2 separate regions of the Homo sapiens genome follow, and region 1 is linked to region 2. The links are chromatin contacts, found by Hi-C or POLR2A ChIA-PET in ENCODE. All regions are on one chromosome and are shown on one strand. The core of a region is the stretch at or near the end of the contact, and the rest is flanking DNA. Distances in the headings are between cores, read along the strand shown. Region 1 overlaps TXK (TXK tyrosine kinase). Region 2 overlaps ATP10D (ATPase phospholipid transporting 10D (putative)).

Evidence for each region. A loop is a pair of places that touch in the nucleus more often than their neighbours do. ChIA-PET counts read pairs that join two places held with the same protein, here RNA polymerase II (POLR2A). Pooled maps may share reads with other maps.
Region 1: a map of HCT116 shows a loop between it and region 2 (3-fold over the local background). The contact joins two enhancer-like sites. A Hi-C loop is called at or near these places in 1 of 168 maps with a recorded cell type or tissue (HCT116) and 1 of 50 pooled maps. POLR2A ChIA-PET finds 5 or more read pairs at or near these places in 1 of 52 experiments (K562).

What each region holds. Positions count from the first base shown.
Region 1 is chr4:48,075,920-48,083,240 of GRCh38, forward strand. It overlaps TXK (TXK tyrosine kinase), which reads right to left. Exons shown (of 15, transcript NM_003328.3): 11 at 3,993-4,209; 12 at 483-547. Among named protein-coding and RNA genes, the nearest start is that of TXK, 55 kb to the right of the region's middle. Within about 2 kb of position 4,297, at least 4 of the 41 ENCODE cell types and tissues checked have a DNase peak (open chromatin) inside an H3K27ac peak, as active enhancers do.
Region 2 is chr4:47,562,302-47,569,828 of GRCh38, forward strand. ATP10D (ATPase phospholipid transporting 10D (putative)) reads left to right here. Exons shown (of 23, transcript NM_020453.4): 15 at 1,280-1,464; 16 at 6,536-6,845. Among named protein-coding and RNA genes, the nearest start is that of ATP10D, 81 kb to the left of the region's middle. RefSeq lists a silencer at 2,942-3,131. Within about 2 kb of position 3,115, at least 3 of the 41 ENCODE cell types and tissues checked have a DNase peak (open chromatin) inside an H3K27ac peak, as active enhancers do.

The DNA.
Region 1 (7,321 bases), core at 3,047-5,546, 510 kb after region 2:
ATGCTCAAAATTTAAACTATATTGAGTTGTAGAAAAATATGGTTAAATTTTTCACACTCTTGAATTTTAGACTTAAAGTCAACTACTATACTTAATAATAGAAATGTTTGGTGAGGACACAGAAAAATCAGAGCTGAGCAAACAAATTTATTTCTTTTTCTTCCATAAACATATGTATATCAGGAATGCTTTTTTCTTCACGTTTCTCAGTGTATCAAGAAATTCCTTTTTTAATTTTAAGATATACCATAGTTTTGCTAAAAGATGAGAAGAATAGCCCACAGTAAACATTTACCTCACAGCTAAAATTGGTACATGTCCCAAAATTCAAAGTGGGTCAGTAGGCCATACAACCAGGCCTACAACCTAGGAAGATAAAAACACAGCCTGCAGCATCTTCAGTTTATCAGTAAACAAATGTAAGATTCCCTCTTATGAGTAAACAAACAAACAAAATACATATATATATACATAGCATGTACCTTGTCATTCCAAAGTCTGAAATTTTTACTATGCATGTTGAACTGACCAAACAATTCCTTGCCGCCTATGGAAAGAAGAAAAGAATCCAAGTTTGAATACAAGCTTTTATTTCAAGAGTTTTTCCTCTCCTTTTCCTTAGGTTATTTGGACCCCACACTACCTCTCTGTGTGTACCGCCAAGTCATTTTTATGGTGATATCCATCAATGGTATAGATTCAATAGTTTGCCTTCACTTTTTTTTTTGAGACAGGATCTGGCTCTGTTGCCCAGGCTGGAGTGCAATGGCACCATGTTGGCTCACTGCAACCTTCCCCTCCTGGGGTCAAACCATCCTCCCACCTTAGCCTCTTAAGTAGCTGGTACTACAGGCACACATCACCACACCCAGCTAATTTTTCTATTTTTAATAGAGATGGGGTTTTGCCATGCTGCCCACGCTGGTCTTGAACTCCTGGCCTCAAATGACCCACCCACCTTGGCTTCCCAAAGTGCTGGGATTACAGGCATAAGCCACCATGCCCAGGCTGCCCTCAGGATTAATTCAATCTGAAAGATGATACAACTATGAATCTTGGCATAAAAATAGTGTATTTTTTTTAACATCTTTATAGGAAAGCCCAAAATACATAACAGATAAGGCATAGTCATTTTATATCTTTGGGATCTCTAATACGTAATAAAAATTAAGAAAATATATTTTAAAACATATCTCACTAAAGATAACTATTTACAGTGATAATTTCATATTAAAATTATCACAATGAACTGAATATAATGCTATGTAGAAACAATATGTCTGATGCCAAAGCAATTCATTTTCAGCAACTTAATCAAGAAAATCATTGATTTGATTATTTAGCCTCATGTAGGTAGATAAACTATTTGATAGAATTTTCCTCTTTTCAGCTAATTTGTGGTTCAATTAGTCAAGCAACAAAAGCAAGAAACTTGAAATAATAAATCACAAGTAACCAGTTTAGAAGATGCCAGCAAGTCCTAGCAATGACCAAACCACAAGAAAAGTTTTTGACAGGGAAAAGACTCATTGTTCACGGACATATTTTAAGTAGCATATAGGGAGATAAAATAGAACACAAAAGAAAATGAGCAAACAAGAAAAAAAAAACAGGAATAGGAGGACCTGTGAGAAGCCATTTAGAGCAAATAAAATGACCGGAACTTTCACCCAATTGTTATCCGGAAAGACAAACCTGCAGAGACTAGGAAAGTGAGCTAGGTGGAGTTTACACCATATTCATCCACTCAAAAATCTGCTCATTTCTCCTAGGTGCTGGATACGAGGGAATGTGACTTTAGGGATTTTTTTTTTAATGATCTATCTCTGTAATAGCAATAGTTAGCACTGCTGAGCTCCTCTACATGCTAGACACTGTTTATTAATTCATGTAATTCTCCCAACAAACCCATATGAGGAAGGTGCTATAATTAATACCATTTTACTGGTTAACTAGCTTGCCCAAGGTCTCACAGCTAGTAAAAAACGGAGACAATATTTCAACCCAGCTAGCCTGGCTCTAGAGCAGTTATTCTCAACCTCAACTTCACATGAGGCTCATCAGGGGAATTTTCAAAAAATATTGATGCCTGGGTTTCAGCCACAGAGATTCTGATTTAATTGGTCTGGGGTACGGCCTGGCTATTGCGATTTTTCTAAAAGCTTCCAAGTAATTGTAATGCGCACCAAAGTCTGAAGTTTGAGAATGACTGTTTGCAACCTGTGTTCTTAATCACTGCGTGGCATCTCAGATATCTAGGCCTTGATCTCAAAGACTCTAAGTCTCATAAGATAGACTCTAGTATTTGTGTAAATGACGTAAATAATTAACTATTGGGTGAAGCAGTAAATAGCAAATGACCTGAGTGTTCCAAGCCATGGGTGGGATAAGCATACTTCCCAAGGTGTGCTGGGGCCAATGTAATTATGCTCCCTTTTTCTCCCCAAAATACTGCAGCCTGAACAGTGAGTAATATGATCACTTTGATCATGTGTGATGGAAGCACAGAATTACTTCCAAGGGGCGATATCAGGGATTTCTCATAGACTTCTCCAATTCTCATTTGAGTTAATTTTTAGATTTAGAAATGAGACATGGAAGAACATAAGGACATCAAGGGAATAGTGTGAATATCACGAATAAATGTGGAATGAACAGAAAGTGTTACTCAAGGGGAGGTAGCAATGCAGGGAAGCAGTGCTCTTAGCATATGGTTTGGGGCAAGACAATCATTTATTTAAATAGGAATGTTCTGAGCATTACAGAAAAAAATAATTTAGCATTCCTAGTCTCTTCAATAATGCCAGTAGTGCTCTTGAAATCCTGTTAGGACCAAACAACCTCCACATCAGGAGCAGTTATGCCCCTAGGTGACATTCTTTATATAAAGTGGAGACTAAAACTGGAACTTGTTCTTCACTGTTGTATCTCCAGTGCTTAGCAGAATGCTTGGCATATACTAGGCACTTGATACATGTTTGATTATGGGTTGAAAGAGAGAAAGGTGGAAGGAAAGAAAGAAGAAGGAAGAGAAGGAAGAAGGGAGAATGGAAAGGAAAGGAAATCAGTTTTAGTCACATGATAGGTTAGGTGGTTAATTAGTTCAAGGCATATTTAGAGTAAAGCCTTACTTGGCTATGAAATCTCCTTTGCAAAATTATGACTGAGAACCTAACTGACTCCATCTTGCTTCTAACCTCCAAGCTGTCCTTGTTCATTCCTGGGCGTAGGCTAAACTAACTTTGGGAGGAATTTATAGTTTATAGTTTAAAACGAAGATGATAACAGCCCTTTCCCAAAACAAACCTCCCTCTTGCCTGGGGACTAGACTTCCTTTGTAGGACAGACAAATTAGCCACAAGATTAGAAATTATGGTTTAGGAGTCAGACAGCTGGAGGCTACAAGATTCTGATTCTCCTTAAACTGCTCCTAAGATCAGTGCTTGAGATATTTTGCAGACCCTGCACTTGATGGATCAGCTGGCACCACCCAGATCGATTAACTGGCTCACCTGATCTTCTGGCCCCCACCCAGGAACTGACTCAGCATGAGGACAGCTTCAACTTCCAATGGTTTCATCTCCTACCTAACCAATCAGCTCTCCTGGTTTACTGGCTTCCCCCCACCCACCAAGTTGTCCTTAAAAACTCTGGTCCCCATATGCTCGGGGAGACTGATATGAGTAATAATAAAACTCCAGTCTCCTGCACAGCCGGTTCTGTGTGAATTACTCTTTCTCTATCACAATTCCTCTGTCCTGATAAATCGGCTCTGTCTAGGCAGCAGGCAAGGTGAACCCATTCGGCCTTTACAGCTACAGCATCAATGGACAATTGAAAACAAAGTTACATTTTACAACAAATTGCATGAATAGGTAAATGTTTAAAAATTAAATCAAGGACACATTATTCAAAGTATTGAAAGTAATTGTCACATCCTTCTGAATATAGGTATGATACAAAAAAAAAAAGTAAATTTGCACCATACTTACCAAATCCCTATGAATATAGCCATTCCTCTCCAGATATTCCATTCCTTCACATATATCCTGGCATACACTCAGTAGCATTTCCTTCCTAAGCTTTCCTTTATTCTCCCTGAGATAGTTAAGCAGGCAGCCATTTTCCATGAACTCTGTCACAATGTAAAGGGGCTTCCGCTGTATACAGACTCCATAAAGTTGCACTAGCTTTGAATGAGATAATTTCCTGGTGAAGAAAAACATACACCAGTGAGCAGAATTGTGTTTGCATTTTTAAATGTTTGAACATAACTGGTAGTATTTACCATCTATTTATCACTCTCATTATCAAGATAAGATAAAAATCAACCCAAACACAGAGGAAGTAGTTCAGTTTCCTTGCCACTTAATGCACTGAGAATGTGGGGTCAAGAGTTTAAGTGGTAATGCCAGAGGCAGAGTGGAGACAGAATATACACTATATTCTACGCGTAAGCATTTTATGTTTCTCCTCTTCATTTTATAATCCTTTTGTTTCTTCATCACTGTTTATCCTTGCTAGGTCAAGCAGATTTCCTTTCCTGTTCCTTGAATTCCAACTTTCTTACCTGCAGCTGTCCAGATGAAAAATTCTGGACAGACAAGAGGGAGGAAAGAGTGACTAAAAGAGAAAACAAAAATTAAATTCTAAAGCATGAAGTTCTTTAAAAGGAAAATTGTAGATAAAGTTGGAAACTAAAAAACATTTACCAACATGAAAACTTGCAGTGTATTTGGTAATCACACACACACACACACACACACACACACACACACACACACAAAGACTTGAATGTTGCCTATTAAAATATACCCAGAACTTTTTAGTTATCTAGACTTCAAAAGTTTATTGGTTTTGTGTGCGTGTGTGTGTAATACTATATTCAATCTCTAAAAGCCTTTTATGCCAACTAGTCATCATGGAAAATAATATTCAAATTAATGCTTATAATTTTAGAAGATGTACCTTGTGTCAAATGCATCTTGAAAAGTTATTGCTTCTTTTCATTCTTTTCATTCATAAAGGTAAAATAAAATCAGTGACTTGGGAAGACTGTGTACCTTAACACAATGTATATGAACGATTTTTGACTCATTACCATAAAATTAGCTTGTGAAAACACTCCAGTTAATGTGGAAGAGAGGCATTCAGAGAACTTAACATTATCTTAATTTGGAGATATATATATATTATATATATTTTGTCTGATTTACTTTTTGAATTCATAAAGTGTACTTTCAGTTAAGAGATGCAGTTTACATATATATAGAGTAAGTGCAGAAAAGCAAGTCTTGAGATGAAATACTAATTTGCCACAAGAAATCCACCAAGTTGATACCCACATGGAAGCATTTGAGAATTGAAATGTTACTGCATTTCCTTATCAAGATCACTGGTAAAAATCTAACAGAAATAAGGCAAACCTTTATCAGAAATCAGGCAAAAACAAACTCTCGCATGTGATTCAGTCTAACAAATATGACAAATATTTCTCACAAGCATAGAAAGATGCAAATGGAAAATCTACATTCTTGTTTGTTATAACTCTAGGACTTCTTAATACACATTATTTCTCAGTTTAGAGAAGTATGTGGGATTCATCATAGGGCAAACACACATTTAAATTTATTTAAATTTGTTATTTAAATATTTTCAGACCCTTTGCAGGCTTCTCCAGTTCTCCTTTTCTAATCATTCTCTTTCCCTAAGTAATCGCATTAAGTTTCAGGGTTTTAAATATCATCATATCATTTTGATCACTCTCAAGTTAATACCCTCCACTCTGACCTTTTTCCTGAACCCCAGACTCATATATTTACCTCAACACTTGATCACACCTAATAAATAACAGGCTTCTCAAATCCAACATGTCCAAAGCAGAATTCTTGATTTTTCCCCCTAAACCCGTTTGGTCTTCCCCCATCTTTGTAAATGGTGCCATCCTTCGCCTGATATAATAATGTACACCAAAACCTCAGCATCATCTTTGTTCCTCTGGTTTCTTCCGACTACCTGCCACATTCAATTTATCAGCAAGTCTTGATGACTTTATCTCAAAAATGTATCCTGAAACAATTCTCCTCTTTCCATCTCTTGCCCTCTGACATATATTAGTTTTCCAAGAGTGTATTGATAATTATGTTCATTAAGATCAGGGTTTTTGTGCCCAGATAGTTCACAGTTTTGATTTCAATTAGAAGCTCTAACAATGTTTTGTTGTGGGACTACAGGCAAATTACATAATGTAAACCAAAAATAAAATTCTAAGCCCCTAACCATCTGAATGGACTCTTCCTCTTAGCCAAGGGCATTCTAAAATTAACCTGTAAAACTAGTTCAGGCCACGATGGGAAGAGGGAGTTGGACATGCCTCATAACCATTAACATCAACACAGACACTGAGACTGATAGAACAGACTCTTTAAGTCTACTAAGAAACATTTACAATCTATTTTCCCTGAAACCTTCTACCTGGAAGTTTCATCTGCATAATAAACACAGACCATCTGTATTGGTCTCCACAACTCTTTAGAGTAACCAAGACATTCCTTTCCATTGATTCAAGTTCTTTGGATAATAACTCAACCAATTGTCAATCAGAAAATCTTTGAATCTGCCTATGACTTGGAAGCCCCCACTGATATGGACAGGAGACAGGGAAATACTGGGTAGAAGATGACAGTTTCCCCAGGAAAGTCCTCACCCTCAAGCCTAGATACCTATGGCCTTAAGTGAGAACAGCCATTCCTGTTTTTGTGCCCCAAAAGTTGCTTTTTGGCCCACCACGCCCCCTATCCTGTACCCATACAAATCGCAAACTCCAGGTCCAGAAGCAGATGAGGAGATGAATAGACAAACAGCAGAATGGTACAGCAGAGAAGGGGAGGAAAGAAGGAACGTCAGGAGGAGTTCAGCTGGACCAGTCAGAGAATCGGCTGTTGGATGGCCAAACTCCAGGGGAAGATCATCTTCCTACCCCATCATCCCCTGTCCAGCTTCCCATCCATCCTGCTGAGAGCCACCTCCAACAGTCAATAAAATCCCACATGCATCCTTCAAGTTTGTGTGTGACCTGATCTTCCAGGACACTGGACAAGAGCTTGAGATACAGAAAGCTGTCATACTGGCCCCCTGCCCTTGCAAAAAGGCAGAGGGTTCACTGAGCTGGTTAACCCTTAAGCCATCTGCGGATCACAAGGCTAAAAGAGCACACTACAACGCAGACCCACTTGGGCTTTGGGAGTTGCAGACACCCACCCCTAGATGCTGCTGTTGGGCTAGAGCCCAAAAGCACTCACCCTGATTCCTGCACCTGCCC
Region 2 (7,527 bases), core at 1,865-4,364:
GACCCATGAAAGAACACTGCAAATAGACATTGTATCTTACTGGCAGGAGCATTCTTTAAAAGCCTGCCCTTTAAAGGACATGAACAGACATTTTTCTAAAGAAGACAACAACAAGTGGCCAACAAACATGAAAAAATGCTCAACATCACTAGTTATCAGATGCAGACAAATGCAAATTAAAACCACAATGAGATACCATCTTACACCAGTCAGAATGTCTGTTAAAACGTCAGAAGACAACAGATGTTGGCAAGGATGCAGAGAAAAGGGAACGCTTATATACTGCTGGTTGGAATGTAAATTAGTACAACCTCTATGGAAAACAGTGTGGAGATTCTCAAAGAACTGAAAATGGAATTACCGTTCAATCCAACAATCCCACTACTGGGTATCTACCCAAAGGAAAAGAAATCATTATATCAAAAAAGTACCTGCAATCATAGGCTTATCACAGCACTGTTCACAATAGCAAAGTCACAGAATCAGATTTCTAAGTGTCCACCAACAAACGATTAAAGAAAATGTGATATAATATATATATATACACACACACACACATATATACACAATGGAATCCCACTCAGCCATAAAAAAGAATGAAATTGTGTCTTTTGCAGCAACATGGATGAAACTGGATGCCATTATCTTAAGTGAAATAACCCAGAAACAGAAAGTCAAGTACCACACGTTCTCACTTATAAGTGAGAGCTAAATAACATGTACACATGGACATGGAAAATGAAATAGTAGACATTGGAGACTCAGAAAAGTGGGAGGATAGGTCGGGGAGCAAGGGATGAGAAATTACCTAACAGGTACAATTTACACTATTTGCATGATGGTTACACTGAGAGCCCAGATTTCACCCCTACACAATATATCAGTGTAACAAAACTGCGTTTGTGCCCCCTAAGTCTATAATAATAAAAATAAAATCCCACCCTTATCCTTGGGAATATCATAGAATTATAAAATTGTAGTGTAAGGTTGCATAAATAATTGACTCAAATCCCTTCAATTTACAGATAAGAAATCTAGCCAAAAGGAGAACGAGTAAGTTTGATAAATCCATTGATCCCTGAGGCTTCCTTCCCAAAATATTACATTGCATATAATTTTGGTCTGGGTCGTCAAACCTCCTTTGACTCTCCTGAGCAGCTGGGCAGTTTATGTAGTGTAGGGTTGAGTTGGCTAACAGATATGATTCAACTGTAGACTAGCTGAGCTTCAGCTGGCTTTGGTTTCTTACAAGTCCTATTGCACTTTGGTTATTTTTTAGGTGCTACTGGCATTGAAGACCGTCTGCAGGAGGGAGTCCCTGAATCTATAGAAGCTCTTCACAAAGCGGGCATCAAGATCTGGATGCTGACAGGGGACAAGCAGGAGACAGCTGTCAACATAGCTTATGCATGCAAACTACTGGAGCCAGATGACAAGCTTTTTATCCTCAATACCCAAAGTAAAGTGCGTATATTGAGATTAAATCTGTTCTTCTGTATTTTCAAAGGCATTGGAACATTTGAGATTTGATGTATGCAAGGATTAAAAAAAAAACAAAACAGCAACCGTTAGCTTTTTTTGTTGTTTGTTTGTTTGTTTTGGTTTTTTTGAGACGGAATCTTGCTCTGTCACCCAGGCTGGAGTGCAGTGGTGCAATATCTTGGCTCACTGCAACCTCCACCTCCCAGATTCAAGCAATTCTGCTTCAGCCTCTCAAGTAGCTGGGATTACAGGCATCTGCCACCACGCCTGGCTAATTTTTGTATTTTTAGTAGAGACGGGGTTTCACCTTGTTGGCCAGGCTGATCTTGAACTCTTGACCTCAAGTGATCCGCCAGCTTTGGCCTCCCAAAGTGCTGGGATTACGGGGTGAGCCACTGTGCCCTGGCCAGCAACCATTAGCTTCTTGATAATTTTTTCTATCCAGAAACCTACCTTGTGCTTGGAAGGATGTCTATTCTTCTAAAGGCCTGATGGAAAATTATAATGATTCAGAGGAATCATTGCTGAATAAAGGCATTAGAAGAAAGTTTTTTTTTTTTATTTGCTTTCCCCCCTCCACACTGGATTACCAGGGATCTGACAGGACTTAGCCCAAAATGAGAAAATATATCAAGTCCTGGTACAGGAATCTACCTCCCTTTTAAGATAAGAAAAAGTGATAGTTTTTATTGAAATCAGGTGAATAAATTATTAAATATTTTATGGCAATTCTAAAAATAGACTCAGGGAAATCGTGCCCTCTTGTGGTAATTCCTAGGTAGTGCTCCCGAGAATATCATAAGTTTGAAGAACTGTTTAAGGGAAGAGGAAAATGTCATTTTTTAAAAAAGAAGGAAATTTAGGAGGCTTAGACTCAGCCCAGTTTTTTCTATTTTTGCCTCCCGCTAATCTCTAACACCAATGTTTAATCAGATAAATAAGGGTTTTATTTTTCTCAGAAGCCTTCCAGTATAGTGATCCCCTCCAAGATTTGTGCACATTGTTTATTTTTCTTGAAAAACTTCCTCCCATTCTTCTTCAGCAGTCAGACTTAACCAGTGATATCAATCCCATCACTGCAGTCTGCCTTCTTTGAAATCTTGTGGAGCTTTTCTTCAGGATCACTTCTTGAGCTTTGCCTGCTCAAGGCTGCCATGATTGGTTAACATGTTTTCGTTTGTTTATTTGTTTGTTTGTTTGTTTGTTTTGAGGCAGCCCAGGCTGGAGCGCTATGGCGCGATCTCGGCTCACTGCAAGCTCCGCCTCCCGGGTTCACGCCATTCTCCTGCCTCAGCCTCCCGAGTAGCTGGGACTACAGGCTCCCGACACCACGCCCGGCTAATTTTTTGTGTATTTTTAGTAGAGACGGGGTTTCACCGTGTTAGCCAGGATGGTCTCGACCTCCTGACCTCGTGATCCGCCCGCCTCGGCCTCCCAAAGTGCTGGGATTACAGGCGTGAGCCACCGCGCCCGGCCTGGTTAGCATGTTTTTATGGTCAGACCTCAACCAGCACTCAGCTAAATGGTACATTTTGAGAAAAGGGAAAAATAGAGTGGGTTCCCCTTTACGGTGGCCCAGTGACCCATAACCACAACCACCAGCCAACTCCCAGTAGCTGCAGGGGGCAGAACAGAAGAAAATGCTTAGTCATTTCAGTCACCAAAAGAATGTAGCCTAGGTGGCTGGTAAGACTAGGGATCAAATGCTTGGCCTGCCGCTGACTGAGTATGTGGCCTTAGGGAGTTACTTACCCTCCTGTGCCGCTTTTTCTTTACTCATAATGGGAGAGTAATGACTGTTTAATGGGGTTTTTGTGAGCATTAAATGAAAAAATATAAATTGTTTAATGCGGTGCCTATCAGATGAGAGGGGTTCAGTAAGCATTAAAAAAGAAAAATAGAGATTGTTGTGAACAGTAAAATCTTTAGGACTGTGAAATTCATTTATAATGCAATATATCCATATAAAAAAATTACACTTATACCCTTAAATTTATATAAATAAAAAAATTATTTATAAATACACAATTTATCTTATGTTTAAAGGCATTTAAAACTATCGATTCAAGAAGTATTTACTGAGTACCTATAATTTTTTTGCTATCGATAGCTATTCCACATGTGTGAATTTTCCAAATAACTAAACAGAATACAACAAACATAATTTAGTTTTATCACAACTCAAGATAAAAAGCCAGGCACATAGTATGGGCTCAGTCACTAGTATTTAACTCTTTTCTTTCCACCTCCCACTCCTAGTCCCTCAGGAATCACTAAGAGTTTAAAAGGACTTGAAGATCATGGAGCCCAGTGTGTCACTTAGTGAAGGAATTGCTCCTATAACATTCTAAGCAGGCAATGTGGCAGCCAGTGGAATGTCTGAAGTTACTTTTGTGTCATCTTTACAAATTTCCATCAACGTTGTTCTTCAATTTACAAATTAGATTATAAGTGTTGCCAGTTGCAAACTTTACCTTTTACTCTCATAAAAGTTTTTTTTCTTCATTTGTTTTAATATAGTCATATCCTGTTTGTAACTAGTTACTGCATTGGAATATACAAAGGCCTTTCAGGATTGGTCATTTAATTTTTTAAGTTTTATTTTTGTAATTTCATTTAAATTTTTCTCCTCAGATTGGTAACTTTCTATCTTCATAATTTATATTAGAATCTACAAAAAGGCTTTCCATACCTGATCTCATTTGACAATTACAACAAATAGACATAGAAGATAAATTATCTGTTTTATAACCTGAGACTCCAAATGCTTGTGATTTCTCTAAGTACAGCTGATTACTAAACTTTAAATTTTCTGATTCCCATTACAGTATATTTTCTAATTATATATTACATATTACATATATACAGTTGATTCTCCTTATTTGTAGAGTTATAGTTTATGTAGTTGCCCCGAGCTCTGAATTAGCAAACACTGACCACTGCTTTTAGAGGAGATACAAAGTTAGCTTCCTCTGATTACAACATACTGTCAACAATCAATACATGACCTTGTTTCTTCTGAAATGTACCTTATTTAATATGCATATTAATGATTCATTAACGTTAAATGCATTGCCAACAGACTGTAACTTATACCCAAACAAAGCTTATCTAACATGGGTAAGTTCCCCCCATAGGACACATCACAGCCTTTTTTGCTTGGAAACACTGCAGCCCATGATTGGGAGTCATTTTAAACAGCAAAATCACTGACAAAAAGCAGAAAGATGCAAAAAATATGGCACCAAATAGCCCATGAAAAGAAGACTTTGCTACAGTTTGAGAACTGGCAAAAGAAGGCATCATGGTGTTCAGCTTCAGCTGGGAATGGGCATATCACATGACTTAAATGTCACTCTATGCATGTGACACTCAAATGTCACTCTATGACATGTAACCACAAAAACATCTCAAGTATTGTGAAATTACAGATAAATTTTATCAAGTAGGAGAATTCACAAATGTGGAATCCACAGATAATGAAGATTAGCTGTGTGTGTGTATGCATACTTCTGTTATTTTTATAATGAAAAAAATAGTTAATTTGTAAAACCTAAACACATACTCAAATAAATAGAAGAGTACAAAACCCTTTATAATCAATTTATAATCATAAAACTACAATTTAAAATCATATTTTGGAGAATATCCACACAGACTGTATTCTGTATACTGTAAGCATATTGGTGCCACAAAGACTATATTTATGTTATTGTATGGTATTGCAGCTGTATTCTTTCAATTACAATACCTTAAACACAATCTGATGTTAATGTTTTCAATGATTGCGAGGCATGTTACTTTCTAAATGTGCCATTTTAATTTAACCAAACTCCAAAAGAGTTTTAAAAATAATTTTTACTATGATGTAATGAGCTGTATGAGCATATCTGATTCATCTTTGTATACTTTGCCTTAAGGGCTTTGGAGGTGTATGGGATCAAATTCATTCCTAAAATGGAGCCCTGTGAACACTCCACAAGAGTGTTTATAGTTTTTGTGCTGTTTCATGTGCACATGTCCATATCTACTTCTTCCTTGCTTTTCTTATTTTGTTGTAGGTTGAGAAATGCTTGATAAAACAGCATTTAAAATCAAAGCAAACAAGCTTTGAGTGAGAGCTCTTTCACGAATAAACTATTTCAGACTTAGTGTATAAACTAAACTTAAATTCACTGCTCTGGATTTGGAATTTGTTCTTAGTGATCACTTGACACAGTAATTTCTGGATAAGCTTATTGTTCATCTTCTTGAGTAGAATTCATTCAGTGAATGTTTACTGAGTACCTGATGTGATCCTCTTTTAAGCCTCATGAAGACTTCAAAAGTAAATTAAAAGTGATAACTGCCTTTAAAGAACTTCCTAACTAGTGTGGAGTGAGGATGTATGCAAAGGAGACGTGATAAGTACCACAAAGAACATCCTGGCCAGAATGCAAGTGCCATGAGGGCAGGAATTTTCATGTTTATTGGTGTAGCTCCAGCTCTTAGAATGTTTTCTAATATATAGTTTCTCATTAAATAGTTAGTGAGTGAATGAATACGTTGAATCAAAAAGAAGATAAAAGCAATAATTACTATTTCAAATGCCTGCCATGTGTCATGCCTTACACTAGGAGTTTTGCCTGTATTATTTTGCTTAATCCTCACAACAAGATTATGATGGAAATAATATTTGCATATTTTTAATGAGAAAGTTAAGGCTTAGAGAGGTTACATAGTTTGCCCAAGGTCAAGCAGCTAATAATTGGCAGAATGAGACCAGAGGACTCTTGGGATTCACTGTTCAAGAAGGCAAATTGCACACATGAAGAAATTTCACAGCTATTTCTTTATAAGAAATACTGGTGAGATGTTCCCCCTCCTTTTAACCCATCCCCACATACACACAGAACTCTCTGTGGAAGACTCGTAAAATCTTTGAAAATAATCAGTTATTCATTATTTGAGGTTTTCTTGATTCAGCAATTGCTAAAAAATGACAATAAAAAATGTAACTGGTTCTGACACCAAGGGCGCCTGGAGGCTAACCACCTTTGCCTCTTGTTTCAAGGATGCCTGTGGGATGCTGATGAGCACAATTTTGAAAGAACTTCAGAAGAAAACTCAAGCCCTGCCAGAGCAAGTGTCATTAAGTGAAGATTTACTTCAGCCTCCTGTCCCCCGGGACTCAGGGTTACGAGCTGGACTCATTATCACTGGGAAGACCCTGGAGTTTGCCCTGCAAGAAAGTCTGCAAAAGCAGTTCCTGGAACTGACATCTTGGTGTCAAGCTGTGGTCTGCTGCCGAGCCACACCGCTGCAGAAAAGTGAAGTGGTGAAATTGGTCCGCAGCCATCTCCAGGTGATGACCCTTGCTATTGGTGAGTGAGGATGAATCTGAGTCCTGCTCTTCTCCCTTTCACACCACACCAGACACCGATCCTTCTGTCTCTTTCTTCTCCCACTGTTCCTTCCATTTTCCTCCTCCCTTTTTCTCTACCACATTCATGCCTTCCCATCACCTATTTGAGCACCTTCCTCCATCACCTATTTGAGCACCTTCTGTGAACCAGGTAATAGGGATGTGACATGGTAAACAATACAGTAGTCCAGACTTCTTAGTTCAGTGTCAGACCCCCAAATCAACAAGCTTAAATCAAGTAATAAACTGAATCACAGAACTGAAAAATCCATGTGTTCTACCTTCAGGAAAGCTAAATTCAAGGACATGAGAATTCATTTCTTTATCCATTCCACAAGTATTTATCAAGTGCCTTTTTTGTACCAGGCATTTTTCTAAGGAATGGAGATACAAGAGTATATAAAATTGGCAAACTACCTTTTTACAAGGAACTTACATCTAGTAGGAAGGCATGCAGTAAAACAAAGCATAAATCTGTAAGGTATCAGGTAGTGATAAGTACTATTGAAAAAATAAAGTGGAATGAGGACACGTAGAGCACTGGAGATGGGCTGGGGCTGCTCTTTTAAATACGATTTTCAAAGAAGGTCTCACTGCTAAGGTTGACTGTGAGCAGAGATGTGAAGGAAATCATAAAGGGG